Linked DNA regions of Mus musculus: all the other regions are linked to region 1. A link is a loop called in an ENCODE intact Hi-C map of the cell type or tissue named here. Cell type or tissue: left cerebral cortex. All regions are shown on one strand. Each heading gives the region's core, and the rest is flanking DNA. Links, peaks and the distances in the headings are about the cores only.

What was found. A loop is a pair of places that touch in the nucleus more often than their neighbours do. Peaks named below come from ENCODE experiments on the same cell type or tissue, not always from the same donor. Only the 100,000 strongest peaks of a DNase experiment are listed, where the experiment ranks them.
Region 2: a loop joins it to region 1, with 2.3 times the contacts of the local background. A loop is called at or near these places in 2 of 42 quality-filtered maps.
Region 3: it touches region 1 in a loop (2.8-fold over the local background); 4 of 42 quality-filtered maps call a loop at or near these places.

Annotation. Positions count from the first base shown.
Region 1 is chr9:121,275,832-121,283,627 of GRCm38, reverse strand. Ulk4 (unc-51-like kinase 4) reads left to right here and starts at 6,456. Exons shown (of 37, transcript NM_177589.3): 1 at 6,456-6,568. It overlaps Gm34655 (a long non-coding RNA gene), which reads right to left and starts at 5,881. Exons shown (of 2, transcript XR_003948091.1): 1 at 5,662-5,881; 2 at 2,907-4,889. In left cerebral cortex, for the core only: a CTCF peak has its summit at 3,951 (motif pointing left); DNase peaks (open chromatin) are centred at 5,964, 6,111 and 6,370; H3K4me3 peaks cover 1,380 bases; H3K27ac peaks cover 1,330 bases.
Region 2 is chr9:121,433,209-121,438,208 of GRCm38, reverse strand. All of the region lies in intron 3 of Trak1 (trafficking protein, kinesin binding 1), which reads right to left. Among named protein-coding and RNA genes, the nearest start is that of Gm51661, 19 kb to the left of the region's middle. In left cerebral cortex, for the core only: no CTCF peak of the experiment used is centred there; a DNase peak (open chromatin) is centred at 2,444.
Region 3 is chr9:121,603,141-121,608,140 of GRCm38, reverse strand. All of the region lies in intron 3 of Lyzl4os (lysozyme-like 4, opposite strand), which reads right to left. It also overlaps a transcript of Lyzl4 not described here. Among named protein-coding and RNA genes, the nearest start is that of Lyzl4os, 19 kb to the right of the region's middle. In left cerebral cortex, for the core only: a CTCF peak has its summit at 2,510 (motif pointing right); DNase peaks (open chromatin) are centred at 2,035 and 2,516.

The DNA.
Region 1 (7,796 bases), core at 1,684-6,683:
ATAAATAATATAAATATTAAAAATATAAGCCTACAGGACTTACTAGTAAAGCATTAAATATAAAAATAATAATTTGAGCCGGGCGGTGGTGGCGCACGCCTTTAATCCCAGCACTTGGGAGGCAGAGGCAGGCGGATTTCTGAGTTCGAGGCCAGCCTGGTCTACAAAGTGAGTTCCAGGGCAGCCAGGACTATACATAGAAACCCTGTCTCGAAAACAAAACAAAGCAAAAAAAAAAAAAAAACCAAAAAAACAAAAAACAAAACAAAAAAAATTTTGAGGGGGGAGGGTATGGGGGACTTTTGGCATAGCATTTGAAATGTAAACGAAGAAAATACCTAATTAAAAAACAAACAAACAAAAAAACCCCAAAAACTGATTTGGCACGTTGAAATTTGACATGTTACTTCATACCTATATTATTAAATAAATAGATAAATAAATCAAAATAGCATGTGAAAAAAGGAAAAAAATAATAATTTGAAAGTATATTGCTTTTTAAAAATTTGGAAAAGTCTAGGAGATGTGGATGGAAAAAGAAGATAGTTCTGATTGTCTGGGGAAATACATGTTTTTAGCTGTTGGGAGTGTACAAGAAGTAATGTATTCTTGTTGCAACTAAACATACTTCAAAACACAACTGAAGGGAGAAAGGACCCATCTGGGCTCATGGTTTCAAGGTGCTGTCCACTGTGAGGGACATGGGAGAAGCTGCTCATGGCCAAGGAGGCAATGGTGGCAGGTTAGGAAGCAGATATGGGACAAGAAGTAAGGTCAGACTATAGGCCTCAAGGGCCATTCCACGTTGTTCAGCTTCCTCCAAGCTGGTGCCACTTCTCACAAGTTCTACAAGCTCCAAAAACAACGGTACTTCTGATGGCTACATGAGCCTGTGGGACACTTGACATCCAAACCATTAGAAAAAGCTAAAATAGATAGCTGCAAGAGATCCCATCAATAAAGCAGGACAAAGTCAGAGCAGACCCAGCAATGTGACAAGGCCAATCCTGCTCCCAGGGTTACAGAAAACAGAAGTCTAAACAGTATATTAGAAGACTCCTGAGGCTTGAGAGATGTTCGGAGGCTAAGAGAGCTTGTTGCTCTTCTAGAGGACTCCTTCCCAGAGCCACACCTGGCAGCTCATAATTGCCTGTAACTCCAGCTACAATGGATCTGAGGTCCTCTTCTGGCCTCCATAGGCACTGCACTCACATGTGGTATACACACACACACACACACACACACACACACACACATGAAAAGAAAGCGGCCTCAGTGTGCCTCATGTGTCTTCCCTCAGCACATGTTTCCCTTTCCCTTTTGTAGTAAAATGAAGAGACTCAGGAATCACCAATGTCTTGCAGAGATATTTGTCCTCACTGTCTCCTGGGCTGGACCTCTAGCAATGCAGGTGTGCCTCTGACCCGACAGTCTTCCTTCCCCGGCTCTGCCACACTGTGCCCTCTGACTGTCCGTCCCAGCCCAGCTGATAGGAGGCTATCCAGGCTAATTAGAGTTGATTCAGACCAAGGATGGTGACGGGATGCTAGCCAAGGTAGCCAGATGGAAAGATGTGGTGTTGATCTCTCTCTCATCTGTGGCAGCTCCACTCAGATGCCCATCCAGAGGGAATAAAATCATAAAAACGTTTAAGACAAACACCTGTGAAATGCCAGACTGAAGCCATGCTTTCCCAGATCACTTAAACACTGATAATAGAGCTGGAGAGTTGGTTCGGCAGTTGAGAGCACTCGCTGCTCCTGCAGAGGACCCGTGCTCCACTCCCAGCCTTCACACAGCAGCTCACAGCTGCTGTAGCTCAGCTTCAGGGGGTCCAGTTCCCTTTTCTGTCCTCTCTGGATACCAGGCACTTAAAAAATGGTGAAACCATGATGTAAAACCAACGAAGAGAGATACAGAGTATGCAGAATTTAGGAGTGAAGTCAAGATATCTGAACAACCGGTCTTGATCAGCAAGCAAAACCTATAGTCATATGCACCAGGGGCCATTCCTGTCACAGCAATGGACAGGCTCTAAACACCTTAAAACGAGAGGACTCTGAGACAGTCCTGAGAATGCGGATTTGTGGCAAGCAGGAGGCTAGTCACCCTCCTTTTCATAGCAGTCAGGATTCTGTGGGCCCTTGGGTAAATCAGATAGAAACTCTTTTAGTGCAAGAAAACTCCAAGAAGTTTCACGAGATAAGTGGGTTAGGGTTCAATTCACAGAAAATACTTTTCCATGGAATTCTTTTTCTTCATTACTCCCTAACACCTGCCCAGCTCTTCCTGTGGTAAGGAGACAATCCTAGCATGGTCTGTCTAGGGAATGTGACTCATCCTTTGGTGTCCTGAGATTAACATCATCGCATTCAGCATTTTATGGGATTGCAGTCATGTAGACCAAACCTATGGCCTAATGTATGCTAGATAAACACCCTACTTCTGAGTTATATCCCTAGATATTTGATAGTTTAAAAAATATATTTTGACAGATCTCAAATATGTATGTATATATGTATGTATGTATGTATGTATGCATGTATGTATCTCAAGACTCCTACTGTGTCACACTCAATTCCGTATCACCAGCTTCAAATGTCCATTGGATGCAGTCTTCTATCTCAACAGTTCCCTCCCCGACCCTGTGCAGCAATGCTCCAGCACATACTAACTGCAGACACCAGTTTCATTCGTGGCATTTCAGTGTCTCTAGACCGTAGTAAGTCCTTTAAGGCCATGCTGTCATCACAGACCCAGGTTGAGAAGAGTCACCATGAGCTGGTAAGTGGTCACACATAATTTCCTTCTTTGCTTGTTGAGTTCATAATCTCTTTTTCAAGGCTACATGGTCAGTTTGCATTTTGCTAAAGATATGTCACCTTTATCAGATTTTCTCATTATTATTTTTTTTTTGGAAAGTGACATTTAGCAGGAAAAAAACACCCAGTAGAGCAGATTATCAGGGCTCAGAGGCTCGGAACATAATCCCAGCCCCCTGGATTGCAAGACAGAGGAGCAGAAACTGATTCGCCTGTGGGAACTAAAGGCTTTCTCTCCTCAGACTTACTTCATGCTGTCTGAGGTATTAATAACTCTCTTCAAAAAGCCTATCTCTGTAGATAATTAAAAAAAAAGAGAGAGAGACAAGGTCTTATATTGCTTAGGCGGGATCTAACTTAGGGGCTCAATCAATACTTGTCTCCTAGCTCCCCCAAATATAAGGGTATCATTGAAGATAATTTTTCTTCCTTTTTTATTATAAATATTTAAAACTAAAATTATGAACTTTCTCCTATAAGTACAAAAATAGCCCAAGGGAGAAAGAGTGATAACATGGAAATAGACTTTAATGCATATATTAAAATTTAGAGCTGTAATGAGGGAGAGAGGTAGAATCTTACTGCTAGTATAATTGCCTAATTATTCTTAGAAGTAATAAAGTTACATTCTAACTCCCTGTGTTTGCCAAACTAAATCCTAGGTGGATTAAGTAATTCAATATAGGAAGGAAACAATAATAAGTAGAAAGATACAAATCTACTATGTAAGAAGATACCCATAAGCTTGAAAAGAATTTAAAAAATAAGGTATGTTCGTTTTTATTACCACTGTGACAGATACATGAGAGAAATAATTTTTTTTTGTTTTTTTTGTTTTGTTTTGTTTTGTTTTTTGGTTTTTCAAGACAGGGTTTCTCTTTAGAGCTCTGGCTGTCCTGGAACTCTCTTTGTAGACCAGGCTGGCCTCGAACTCAGAAATCCGCCTGCCTCTGCCTCCCGAGTGCTGGAATTAAAGGCGTGCGCCACCACGCCCGACGAGAGAAATAATTTAAAGGGAGAAATTCAGGGATGGAGAGATGGCTCAGCAGTTGAGAGCACTGGCTGGTTTTCCATAGGTCCTGAGTTCAATTCTCAGCAATCACAACCATCTATAAAAGGATGTGATGCCCTCTTCTGGCATGCAGGTGTACATGCAGGCAGAACACTCATACACAAAATCAATCGAGAGAGAGAGAGAGAGAGAGAGAGAGAGAGAGAGAGAGAGAGAGAGAGAGAGAGAGACTGATTGATCATGATGCACAGTTTCAGTCTGTGGACCCACTGTTTCTGGCTCCCAGCCAGGTGGATCGGTAGAACGTGGCAGGAGGGTCTGGTGGGACAGGGCTGTTCATTTCACGGGAGCCAGAAAGCTGAGAAAGTACACAAGACAAGATACCTCACAGGCCTGCCTCCAAAGACCCACTTACCTCAGCCAGTCCCCACTTTCATAACTACTTCTCAAAGCTAGAACAACTGTCCTGGTACACGTGGTTAAATCGAGGAGGATCACCAGCTGCAGAGAAAGCCTTCACCATGAGTCTATGGGGACACTTTTTATCCTACTCTGTAACACAGAAATGAGGTAAAATGTCGATGTCACCTACCATGAAGGAATTTATCCTCAGACACAAAAACAGAAACAGAGATGCTTGCCAAGTCTGATGTGCAATATAGTGTTCCTTAGATTAGGTGGCTCAGCTGGTAAGGTGCTCACCACAGGGGCTTGAGGACCTGAGTTCAAGCCCTAGCAACCACCTAAAACCTAAGTGTGATGGTGCATGCTCATTACTCTAGGGCTGGGATGGTGGGGACCAGTGGATCCCTGGGACTTGGAGGTCAGTCAGCCTGCCTTAACCAGCCATTCCCAGGTGCCAGTGAGAGACCTTGTGTCAAAAATAAAACCAAGGAACAGCTCTAGAGGACAACACCCAAGGCTCACATCTGGCATTTACTCACATGCTCTCACAAACACAACGGCCTTCTAAGTCAGACAAATGCCATCTCCAACTGCTGAGTTGCAGGCCAAGGATCGTCACAGCAGGTCCAGTTGACTATTGGCATTCCGTCCTAGGAGAGGACAGGAGGGTCTTTGGATCTTTACTTGGGTTTCCGACCGCTCCTCCCAGCCATTTATATTTTCTCCTAATTACTTGTGGAGCAGGGAGTATTGGAGAGGTCCTAGATAGTCAGGCTGAAGAAGCGAGGGTGGGAGGGGAGGGCCACCCCTGTGGCTATGGGGAAGCCATCTTCCACACTGGGTGAAGACTTTTCCAGTGCTTTGGGTTTGCAGTGCTTCTGTCTGTAAGCCCTCATCCGGGCTCTGTATGTAAGCCTAACAAATTCATTGGTTCCCTCGCATGAGCTGTGGTGGAATTATACCTTGGTTTATCCTTAGAAACTTGGGGTCCGCCGGGCAGTGGTGGCGCACGCCTTTAATCCCAGCACTTGGGAGGCAGAGGCAGGCGGATTTCTGAGTTCGAGGCCAGGCTGGTCTACAAAGTGAGTTCCAGGACAGCCATGGCTACACAGAGAAACGCTGTCTCGAAAAAACAAAACAAAACAAGAAACGTAGGGTCCTATCTCCCCACCGCCACACCCCACCTAGAAAAGGAACTTTAGCCCCATCTCTAGCCCGATTCTGGTCAACTGAGTTGGGCTTTCTTCCTTCCATAGATACTGTCAGCCTGCTCTCACATCAGAATGGAAGTTGGAGGACTCCAGTTGGAGGCCAACCTGGGCTACAGCGTGAAACCCTGTTTAAGAAGGAAACACAGCAAAACAGCTAAAGCTGTGACGCTCTGGGACCAGGCAGACGTGAAAGACTTTAAGTCCCACCCACCAAGATGTGCGGCGCAGGCAGCTTGAAGGCTGGGACCACGCGATTATGCTGCCTTCCCGGTGGGATCTGATCACCACTGCACGCTCTGACTAGAGAGGCCGATCCGTCCTAACCTCGGTCCGCTGAGCCTGCAGTGACCAACGGGCTCCAGACCGAGAAGTTTCCTGAGGAGGCTCAGAGGCATCGGCGCGCAGATGGGGAGGGGACTGGCTCTAGCCACGCCAATCTCCGGCCACTTCCGGTCCATGCCTCCTAATCTCAGCCAATCAGCGCCCTGCATCGCCGGCGTCCTATTGCTGTCATGGAGACGAGGGGGCGTGTAAACGCCAAGCAGGGCCTGCAGTGGGGCTGTGTGAGTCTCGCCATCTCTCCCACCTCTTTCTAGAAAGGATGCACTGGCTTTAGAGTGCCCAAGGCCACTTAGGTGTACTCAAAGATTCTCATTTCCGGCCCCAGCCCACAGCGCCGGAAGCGCTCAACCAGGCAGCATCCGGGTCTTTTCCGGCCGTCCTTGTGTTGCCATGGAGATGGGATGGCGGCTTTCAAATACCGAGGGATGCTCGCCGGGCAAACCTGAGAACTGCCCACGATTCCGGTCTCTTTCCAGTTTCCAGTGTCCCCTTAGGCCAGCGAGATCATGTTCGAAGTGGCGTGGGGTCCTTAGTGTCGCTGGATGGGCGCGCAAACTCGCTCACTTCCGGGTTCTTCTGGGTAGCGATCAGCCAATCAAAGTCCCGCTCTTTTTCCCCCCCGCGTCTCGCAGGTTGTCATGGTGACGCAGAGGGCTCACCCACGCGTCCAGGGGAGTTGGCCAGGTCTTCGGGTGCCTCGGTTTCCTCTGTCCAAGCTGTGGCCTCGCCGTGGCAAGGCAGAGCGCGTGCAACTCGGGTCCCCCACCATCGTGCAGGTGGGTGGGCAGCTGCGGCTCCATTCCTGGTTACATCTCTGACCCGCTTCATCCTCCTCAGAGGCGCGACCACTTCCCCCAGGACAGCAACTTATCTAAAGTCTTATTTAAAAAAAAAAAAAAAAAAGTTTATTTACGTGCGTGTGCACATGTTGAGTGTTTGCGGAAGCCAGAAGATGGTGTTGGATTTCCTCGAGCTGGAGTTACAGGTAGTTGTGAGCCACCCGGAGTGGGTGCTGGGAACAGAACTCAGATCCTCTGCAAGAGCAGTATGTATTCTTAATGGCTGAGCCATCTCTCTGTCCACTGATAGTTTTGACAAGGTTTCTTGCACATGTGAGAGAGTGTGCGCGCATGCATGTGAGTGTACTGGTGGATGCTCCTGTGTGTGCAGGCAGAGAAGGGTGTTGAGTGTCTTCCTCTGGCCTGTCTGCCTTTTGCCTAGAGACAAGGTCTTTTTCCCCTGCCCGAGGCTGGTTGTTGAGACTAGACTAGCCTGCCAGTGAGCTCCTGGGGTTCTCCCGTGTAGGCCCTTCAAAGCTGGGATTACTGGGTTTCTATGTGTGTGTTGAGTATTTGAACTCAAGTCCTCAGGCTTGCAGAGTAAACACTTAACCAGGTGAACCGTCTTCTCAGCCCCATGTTCTTTTGTAACAATGACATCTTAAGCTATCATACAGTTTCAGGGCTTCACTACGACATTTTCCTATATGTCTGTCTTTGTGTTTTCCTTATGTCTGCCCCTCACTATCTTCCTCTGCTCTTCTTACCCCCTCCTGCTTGTCCTCTTTCTCATCCTCTCATAGTTGTCTTGTGGCTTCACAGGACCTACTTTTATGTCTTGATTTTGCATGAGAGGAAACATGGTGTTGTGTCGTTACTGCCTCCCGTGACCCTTTGTTCCTGCCTCTCCTCCCTTTAGGCTCATTTTTCTTCCCTGTAGTCCTCTGTTTACTCCCGTTCCTCATATATGATATATGTTTAAATCTAGGTTATATACTATTTTGTATATTCCCACTCAATTTTGCCAGAGAGAGATAATGTAGTGTTTGTCTGCCTGGCTCTGGCTTACCTCATAGCATCACCGCAATGACTTTGACTCAATTCATCTTCCTGAAAATGATGTAATTCCACTCTTCCTGACAGCTGAGTGGCGCTCTGAGAGATGCCAAGTATCCCTGTGTATGCTGCCTGAGCTGCCTTTGGATGTTCATGTGCATGTATGTGC
Region 2 (5,000 bases), core at 1-5,000, 160 kb before region 1:
CACTGATTGCTCTTCTAGAGGGTCCAGGTTCTGGTCCCGGCACCCCCACGGCAGCTCATGACCTTCTGTAATTTCCCAGAGGATTTGATGCCCTCTTCTGGTCTCTGTGGGCACCGGGCACACGGTGCACAGATGTGCACACGGGCAAAACCTTCATACACATAAAAATAAGCCTTTTTAAAAATTAGAGAAAAATCAAAACTGCTCCTCACAGACAGGCTGGGTTATCTGTAATTTTCTAACTCGGATTATTTGTAACTTTCTACTTTGGATTATTTGTAACTTTCTAACTCCGGGTTTTGAGACCAGCACACACCAGTCACCGAGGAGAGAGGGGCTTAGTGCCACCTGCTTGTCGGTGACTTCTGATGTACGCCTAAGTACACTTCACACACCATTAAAATCCACTCCTGACACTGTTTTAGGTGAAAAATGACAGCTCAAAAATGAAAATATCACAATGCCTCCCACAAAGCACGGGCGTTATTCTGTGCTCAGGCTTTGGCTGTGTGTCTACAGAAGTGAGCCATAGACACCCACTACATAGTCGGACCTTACATGCTTTCCCACCATCCCTTATCACACAAAAGCTCAGCACGCATGGAAAGGGAGCTTCACGTAGCCACGGGATACGCTGGCAGCCACGGGACACACTGGCAGTCCCAGCAATCAGAGATGTTCAACCCTGACTTTATCCTCAAGGGCCATGGGGAGACACCTGTGGCCCTTTGTCATCCTCAGACTCTGGCCGTGTCTCACTTGAGGGGAGGGACAGGAAGAATGGTGTGGCAAGGCTGCCTGGGATGTGAGTACCCAGAGGCAAACTCAAGATTAGCATTAAGTCAAAATGGTTCCAGTCCTCTCACCTGTGGCTAAAAATGCTCTAGCAGCAATGTTCACTTCTCTGCAGAAGCCTGGCCTCCCTCAGCCTCCCTCAGCCTCCCTCGGCCTCCCTCAGGCCTGTTAAATCCCCTGCCAGGACAAGCACCCAGTCAGGCGGGGTGCTCGGCAGAAGCTTAACATTCTCTGCTCACTTCCTGACCACGTTCCTTGATGGTTTCACCCCATCAAAGGTGCTAATTTCCAACAAGCACAGATGTGAGTTCTCAATGCAAGGAGCACCTCGGGCACTGAGGCAAGGAGCACTACAGAGCAAGGAGCACTACAAGGCCAGGAGCACCAGGAGCACTACAGTCAGTGAGGCAAAGAGCACCTCAGACAGTAAGGCAAGGAGCACCTCAGGCACTGAGGCCAGGAGCACTATAAGGCAAGGAGCACTACAAGGCAGGGAGCACTACCAGGTAAAAAGCACTACAGTCAGTGAGGCAAAGAGCACCTCAGGCAGTGCTGCAAGGAACACCATAGTCAGAGAGGCAAGGAGCACTACAGCCAGTGAGGCAAGGTGCACTACAAAGCAAGCTGCAGCTGGAGGACATGAAGGGCAAGGCTTCCCAAGGGGCAGGGAGGGCTGGCACCTCAGAGGGACAAGGACAGAGAACAGAACAGGAACAAACACACAAGGTCAGAAAGCCCTTTGCCCCTGACCACACCTCACAGCTACAGGGCCTCTGGCCTCTTGCTCTCTGCCCACCCAGCTGGGAGCAGCTATCACAAGCCTACGCTGGAAATCTAATCTTTATAGTAATTACCCAGGGCATGTCTGCAGGATGAAAAGCAGGAAGGGATGAAAAACTGCTTATGAGAAACAGGAAAACCCGAATCCTGTACTGCCTCCAGTCTATCTTGTCTAGCTTGTTTCTGGCTTTTGGGTGTCTGATAGTGTTGTCTGAGAGAGGGTCTAGGAGTTCAGCCAAGGCTCAGCTTGAATCCTTGGTCCTCCTGCCTTAGTCCCTGTACTGCCACACCTGGCTCTGTCCAGGTTTATCAAGGCAACAAGATTCTTAGTTTCTTTTGAGAATCACAGATATAGGGCAAGATGTATGTGTGGGTGTGCCTACGTGTCTCTCTCTGTGTCTGTCTGTATGCCTGCATGTATGAGTATGTGTGTCTATATGTTGCCTGCATGTTTGAGTGTGTCTGCATGTATGTGTGTACATGCCTGCACACATGTGTGCATGTGTGAGTGTATATATGTGCACATGTCTGCCATGTGTGAGTGTGTATCTGTCTCTGTGTGTGAGTGGGGGGACGGGGGACGGGGAGGAGTCACCTCCCATTTCTTGTTGCCAGTCAACATAAATTGAACATTTAGTTCTAAAATCAAGAAAACAGTCAGGAAATTAGTTTGGCTTTAACCTTATTGGTCACCACAGACTATAAATAACTAACTCAGGCCCTGGAACAAGCCAGTCAAAACCATTTCTTTACTCTCTGAGAAATGAATCAAGGTGGCTTGAAAGCCTACAACCTGATGTTGGCCCTTGTCACCAACACACACTGGGCTGGCTGGCACTCTCCGTGGAGATGCTTAGCCTACACCCACGCTCAGCAGTGACTCATCCCATTCACCAATTTTAGGATAAAAAGTGTAACTATGGGCCAGCAGAAGGCATGCTCTAACTGGGGCAGAAGCAGTGAACTCTTAGGTACATTTCAATACAGTCAAGGCAGGCAAGCCTAAAGATCACACACACACACACACACACACACACACACACACACACACACACGGCTTGCAGCTGTGCTTGAGTGACCTGAGAAAATCCTGCAGCACACAGTATGCAGTTGGTATGTACACCAGCATTCCTGAACAGAGGCACAGAACCCAAGCAAGAATGGTGTAAGGTGGCTGTAGCAGTCAGACTATGAGCTATCCAGTTCCAGAGAAAGGCAGGGACTTCCCTGTGATATCTTATCAGGATCAAGGACAAAGGGGACAGCAGCTATTTATAAAACAGGGAGGTGCAGGCATGATTGCCTATCAAAAATAAAACAAGAAAGCAGTAACTAAGAAGGGGGAAGGGGAGAAACTGCTCTAAGGAGATGTGATTTTCCTTTTTAAAGCTAGGATTTCATATGGCCATGTTTAGTCAGAAAATTAACCAAGGAAAAGAGAATTCTTTAAAACAAAAATTTTGAGACAAATCTCATGAAGTTCAAGCAACCCTCAAACTCCCTAGCTAGCTGGGGATGACCTTCAACTCTTTGCCCTCCTCCTTTGTCCTTCCAGGGGCTGAGACTGCAGGCAAGCACTACCAGCCTGGCCAAAGCGGGGAGTTCTTCATACAGGGACTCTGTATAAAGGGATGGAGACCTTGGGAGGGGTCTGGAAGGGACTTTGGATGTTAAAGCAGAGAGCAAGGTGGTAGGTACCCCATGGAATAACACCCACAATGAGGCCTCATCTATCACAGCCAAGGACTACAGGCTGTGGATGCCCAGAGCCACAAGGGCACAGGGCCTGTAAGTGATTGTCTTGACAACCAAGAAGCCATATTGCCAGAGACTCAAGTGTTGTCAAATGCAATGGGCAAAGCTCTGAGTCCCATCAGGGAGTGGTTACGAGGCAGAGCCAAAGTCACTGGGATCCTGGTGTCTGTCCTTCAGACTTAGGTCCCTCCACGGTGACAATATCTACCATCAGGAGCAGCTGTAGAATTAATGTAAGACAGATGGACAACTGTTGAGGTTTGGTCTGTTGCTATGAATTGTAATGCCAAATCCTGCATCCTAAGGTCGAGTTGCCTTAAGACAGAGTGAATGCTCACATATGCCAGCTTTGGTTGTGCAAGCCCTGCTCCTTAATTTAAAACTATTCGTTGAATAGAGATGCCTCCAGCCTGTAGCTGTGCAGAAGACAGGTAAATAGGCTTCGGCTCTGAGGCAAAGACCACAGAGAGAGGACGGAGTCAGAAGTAGAAGTCACCACGGGGTGGGTGGATTGTGCACACATGGCCACAAGGGTCAGCCTGTTGGAGTAAGAGCAGCTTAGGCGAAACACAGCACGTGATAGCTTGGGATTATTGACAAGAAAGCAGGCAAAATAGCACAGAGGGCTGATATCTGCCCAGCTCTAGTGTTGAAGGCTTATAATAAATATAAAGGTTTTGTGTCCTTTATTTGGGAACTAAATGATCTAGGGTGGAGCAGAAACCCCCAATTAATATCTACAGCAGTTAGCTGCTTGCCAGATTTCACCCCTACAAGTGCAACTAGAGACAGATATCCCACAGAAGGGACGGAATCTCACGGCAGGAGTTCAGACACAAGACTGACCAACACAAAGGCTCCCGTGCTACCGTGGCCAGGTTCCAGAGCAGCCTCACAGGCCCTTACAGCATGAGAGTGAGGCAGGTCAGTGCAGACTGACGGACTTGACCTGTGGGCCGCTCTGGATGCAGGCCAGGAAGTGGGTAAGGCAACCATGGAGAGTGTGGGATGAGAGCAGAGGCCAAGGACTTAGAGCAGGGAGAGGGTGACGCTCAACACCGAGGCTCAGGAGTCCAGAATCCCCCACAAAGGCCTAGAGAAATGGTCCTAAGAAAAGGGCCCTCAAACGGGGGAGAAATCCCACACAGGGAAAGGTCAGCAGGTCCAATTCCAAACCCAATATGCAGCCAAGAGAGCCTGAAGCTGGGCCCACACCAGCCTCAAGATGGTGACAACCTAGTGTCACCAGAAGGCAGGAGGACCACCACAGAGTCCCAAATCCTGGTATCACCTACGTGGAGCTGAGGGGTTCTCGTCTCCTCCTTCAGAATAGAACAGATGTGTGCCAGGGTGAGTGGAAATGTCACATACACCGAAGGACGAAACAATGCAAGGGAGAGGAAGACGTGAGGGGCAGAGGGTTGGGGGCTGCAGGAACCACAATCCCACCACACTGTCGGGACCTGCCCGTACTGCAGTCTCACCCACCGCTGCCTGCAACAGTCACTGTGCCTTCAGTGTCTCCCCCAAGATTCCCACCCTCTTCCTGGGGAGCTGCTAATGGAAAGTGACTGGACACAGAGTCATCCTAGATTCTAGAATCAAGGCCCAGAGCTGCCTGTGCACTGAAGGCCAGGTTTGTGGTGGGGCCATTGCTGAAGGGCGGGCAC
Region 3 (5,000 bases), core at 1-5,000, 330 kb before region 1:
ATTATGACACAGTTTAAGAGCACAGCCTGGTATGGTGGGGAAGGCATGTTGGCAGAGCTCTGAGGTCAGTCACACTGTGCCCATATTCAGAGAGGAGAGAGCATTGTACACTGCTGTTCAGGTAGAAGTCTTTTGAGCAGTCCAGATTCCCAGCCCAGGGAATGCTAACATGCACTATTAGTGTGACTCCTCCTACCTCAAAAGTCTAGTCAAGACAACCCCTCACAGGCATGCACAGAAGCTAACCTAGTCTAGATCATCCAATATGGAGCCCAGAAGTCAGTCTCCTGGGTGACTCTAGATGTTGCCAAGTTGCTAACCAATGTTAACTGTCATTAGCCCTTCGTCAGAGGTTGTGGAGTGTGAATCATGGCTGAGTTGTCTTGATGATGGGTTTTTGGTCACCTGGTGACTGTTGAGGCTGGGGTGCCTGGGAGAGATTCTGTGTTGTATATTTTCCAGTAAAGGGACAGCCTGGCCATGGTGGCATAGAGCCTAGGGGATAGATGCATCCACTGTACAAGGGGATCAGGCTGGGATACTCATAGATCTGACCCTGATCTGACACTTTGTGTGTCTGCAGACTTCGCATCTGGCTTAGAATTGCTTAAATCACCTTCATCTCTTGCAGGTAGAAAACCGCTTAGTTGTATGCAATTTAAAGTGCACCATCTTGCCAACTTTGTCCTGGAGGCCAGGTCCACCTGCATTCACGTGGATGGAATGAAGCAGTAGATGATTTGTTCAGTTGTACAACCCGACGAGGTACTATCCAAGTGGCAATCTGCAGGCTGTGCCCCAGAGACCCTGTTTGTACGAGGGCTGAATGCAAGGTTTCTTTGCAGTGTGTACCACAGGGATAAGTAGAGGGTAAAGTATTGTGAGATGAAAACCAAGTGACTGTGAACCCCCAGTGAGACACTGTCCTAGGTATGAGGTAGGCAGGTGTGCACTCCCAGTGTGGCTGGGTGTGAGGTGAGCAGGTGTGAACACCAGTGTGGCACACAGTCCTAGGTGTGAGGTAAGCAGGTGTGAACCCCCAGTGTGGCACTGTCCTAGGTGTGAGGTAGGCAGGTGTGTACCCACAGTGTGGCTGGGTGTGAGGTAAGCAGGTGTGAACACCAGTGTGGCACACAGTCCTAGGTGTGAGGTAAGCAGGTGTGAACCCCCAGTGTGGCACTGTCCTAGGTGTGAGGTGAGGAAGTGTGAACACCCAGTGTGGCACTGTGTTAGGTGTGAGGTGTGCAGGTATGTACCCCCAGTGTGGCTGGGTATGAGGTGAGCAGGTGTGAACCCCGAGTGTGGCACTGTTCTAGGTGTGAGGTAGGCAGGTGTGCACCCCCAGTGTGTCTGGGTGTGAGGTGAGCAGGTGTGCACACCCAGTGTGTCTGGGTGTGAGGTGAGCAGGTGCATACCCCCAGTGTGGCACAGTCCTAGGTGTGAGTGGGCAGGTGTGTACCCCCAGTTTGGCTGGGTGAGAGGTGGACAGATGTGAACTCCCAGTGTGGCACAGTCCTAGGTGTGAGTGGGCAGGTGTGTACCCCCAGTTTGGCTGGGTGTGAGGTGGGCAGGTGTGAACTCCCAGTGTGGCACAGTCCTAGGTGTGAGCTGGGCAGGTGTGAACCCCCAGTGTGGCTGGGTGTGAGGTAAGCAGGTGTATACCCTTAATGTGGCACTGTTCTAGGTGTGAGCCGGGCAGGGGAGATATGAGTCTAAGCATATCGGCAGGACCTAGAGGGTCATGGTCCTCCTTAGAGTCTCTCTTCCATATTATCCCAAGTTGGAGAGTTGATGTAGAAGAGCCAGAGGTGACAACATAAGAGAGGGGCTGTCAGTCACTTCAGTGCCCTGAGCTAGTTTCTCCTCATTATCTGATGGACTAGGTTTGGAATCACCTAGGAGATATGCCTGATGAGGCTGCTTAGCTGAGGAAGATCCACCCTGTATGTGGGTGGCACCTCCCATGGGCCAGGGCATGGATAAAAAGCAGGAGCTGGTGGGATGCCAACATCCATCTCTCTGCTTCCTGACTATGGAAACAGTCTGACTCTGTACCTCACAGCCCCGCCTCCATGCCTCCCTCTTCCATGGTAGACTAAGCTCAAACCATGAGCCCAAACACACCCTCTTTGTAAGCTTTTGCCAGGCGTTTGTCACGGCGGTGAGGAGAGTAATTAGTACAGGCTCTATATTTCAAGTTCCTCTATTCCATCCTCCTCAACATGCGCCTATCCCGTGCCTCATCTCCGTGTCCTGCACCAGAGCTGATGGGTCTGGTGAACAGCTACACGCAGACGTACTAGTGACGTGTACAACTCTTTGCAAACCCTGACCTCAGGTTTCTTCTCTTTGAAGAGGACGCCCTCACTTTAGAATCATGAGCTCTCTGGGACCAGGTTTCCAGGGAATATTCTATGAGTGTGTCTGTCCTATGGTGGTCCTGGGTTCTCTGGACATCATTGTGTGGTTGACCCCAGAGGAAGCCCTGGGCTGTGTGGCAGAGTCCCCACTAGATGGCAGTGTCATCTTGCTCATAATTCCCTCATCAAGTTCGCCTGAACACAGAAAAGCCAGGCTCTGCAGCCACCACCAGGAAGTGTCAATCACTGCTTTGTCCCTTAGTGGCTCTGGGCCTGGGGCAAGACATTGGGATTGTGGATTTCCTCTTGTGTAATGTAGTGGTGTCTCTGTGGGTCTCCAGATGCAAAACCAGTTGAGTTACCACTACAGCAGGCAAGCTGTCTGGCACTCTTGGGGTCATATTGTATTTTTCTTTGCATTTCTTTAAAGCTAAGATTTGTTAAGAAATGATAAATAGAAGACGTCACACAGCAAGGTTAGCCAGGTCCACATCTCAGTGACGTTCTCTAAAACTAGAGTGGCCATGCTAGAGGTATAGAATGCCACATTCCATATGTCTAGTATCCATTCTACTTTTATGTACTTATCCACCACCAGAAAACAAAGACTCCATTACAGAGCTAAAACTAGAAAAGCATTAGCTCACTATTGTCTTTCATGACCCAATTATCCATTAGCTGCAGTCAGCCCTTCATCTCCTAGTGTTCATCCTGTTTCTCCTTTCTACATGCTATGCTGTACATGTACATTTGTTTATATATGTACTGTCAGAGACCATCCCGTGAGAAAGTGAGCCCTTCACAATCTCCCTAACAGGCCAAATGGCATTGTACTAAGAGCTGGTTATCACCCCCCTTCCTCCCTATTCCTTTCTTGGCACCTGAGGCTGTAAAGCTGAATTATAGTCCCCTCTTCCCTATCTCTTCCTGAGTTCCCATGCCATCCAAGGACACGAGTTACGCCTGAGCCCAGCCTGACCCCCAAGGCTGTCAAGGAGGATCTATGTTCCAGAGATAAGATCCAGAGTGCCCGCTGCCTGGCGCCTGATTTCGGCCCCCATGTCAGCAGATGCCCACTTCTTTGTTCTTTGTATAATTCTCCCTCGACCCCTCCCATATTCCCCGCGATGTATGCTTTAAAAAGAAGGCACCTCAGCCTAATAAACGAGACCTTGATAGGTTGACATATCTACTTGGTCCTCCGACTTTCTTTCTTTTATTCCCATTTCCTTCCAGGTTCTCGGTCCCCCTCGCACCCACGAATAACTGAATCCCGCGGGACGGGATAATGTACACATAGTATTGCCCATATACTTACATGCATATATTTTATTCATAGATATATGTGTATATTATGTTTATGTATGTACATGTATCAATTTCACATCATATTATACTTACATGCGTATATTATTGTATTCACAGATATATGTATATATTATTTATGTACATACATGTATAAATTACATATTCAGGCTCATACTTTATTGAGGGCTTGTTATGGTTTAGATACATTCTAAAGGCTTCTAAAATAGTGCATATATGTGTGTGGGTTTGTGCATATGGATACAGTACCTGAATTTAAAAAAAACTGGGGTTACAGGTGGTTGTAAGACACCCAATGTGAATACTGGGAACTGAACTTGGGTCCTCCACAAGGGCAGTGTACATTGTTAACCAATTGAGGCACCTCTCCAGTCTGTCTAGATTTATCCTAAGGACTTGGAAGGCATCCTAGTAGGTAAAGTACTTGATACAAGGGCATAGTTGCCTGAAATGAGGACATAACTCTCCAAGGTATGGTTAAGGGGGAGGTTTTATTGTAGATGTCAGGGAAAGCACAGCCAGAGGCACTGGGAAGAGTCTAGAACAGGGAGAGAGAGAGTAGTGGATTAGCATGACCAGTAGACTGAACTGGGCCATGGGGGTGGTGGTGGCAGAGAGTAAATGTGGAGGACCAAGGGGGTGCAAGTGGATGAAGAGAGAGGGGCCCAAGAACAGAGGACCATGAGAGCAAAGCCAAGAGAACTAAAAGAGAAAGTATGTCTGAGGTGGTAGGGTTATATAGAAATGAGAAGCTGGAGAAAGCAAAGCCCATGGGCAGGAAAAGAGGTTTGGGACATGGTGAGAAGAGCTGAGGAGCCACAGGTACTCAGTGAGCCTGGAGGCCTGCAAGAGAGTCCAGCGCTGCAAGAGAGTCCAGCGCTGAGCCTGCCCTCTCCAGAGATGAATGTTCCCAGCATGCTCTGCACTGCTCTGCTGCTCTGTGGGCTCTGAGGCTCTACCTGCTGATCTTGCCAAGGCTTGGCATTCAAGGTCCAGGGAGGGCATCCTAGTTTGCTTTTTGTTTCCGTGATAAACTCCATGACCCAAAGCAACTTGGGGAGGAGAGGGTTTATTTTTGTAGGATAACTAAGCTAAGATGGACAGGTTTACAGTCCATCACTGAGTGAAAACAAGGTAGACACTCAAGGCAGGAGCTTGAAGCAGGAACCACAGAGGAATGCTTACTGGATTCCCCTACCCCTGGGCTCCTGCTCAGATAGCTTTCTTATATAGCCTAGGGATGGCACTGCCCACAAAGGTCAGGACCCTCCCACACCAGTCATTAATCAAGAAGATGCCCCACAGACAATCTAG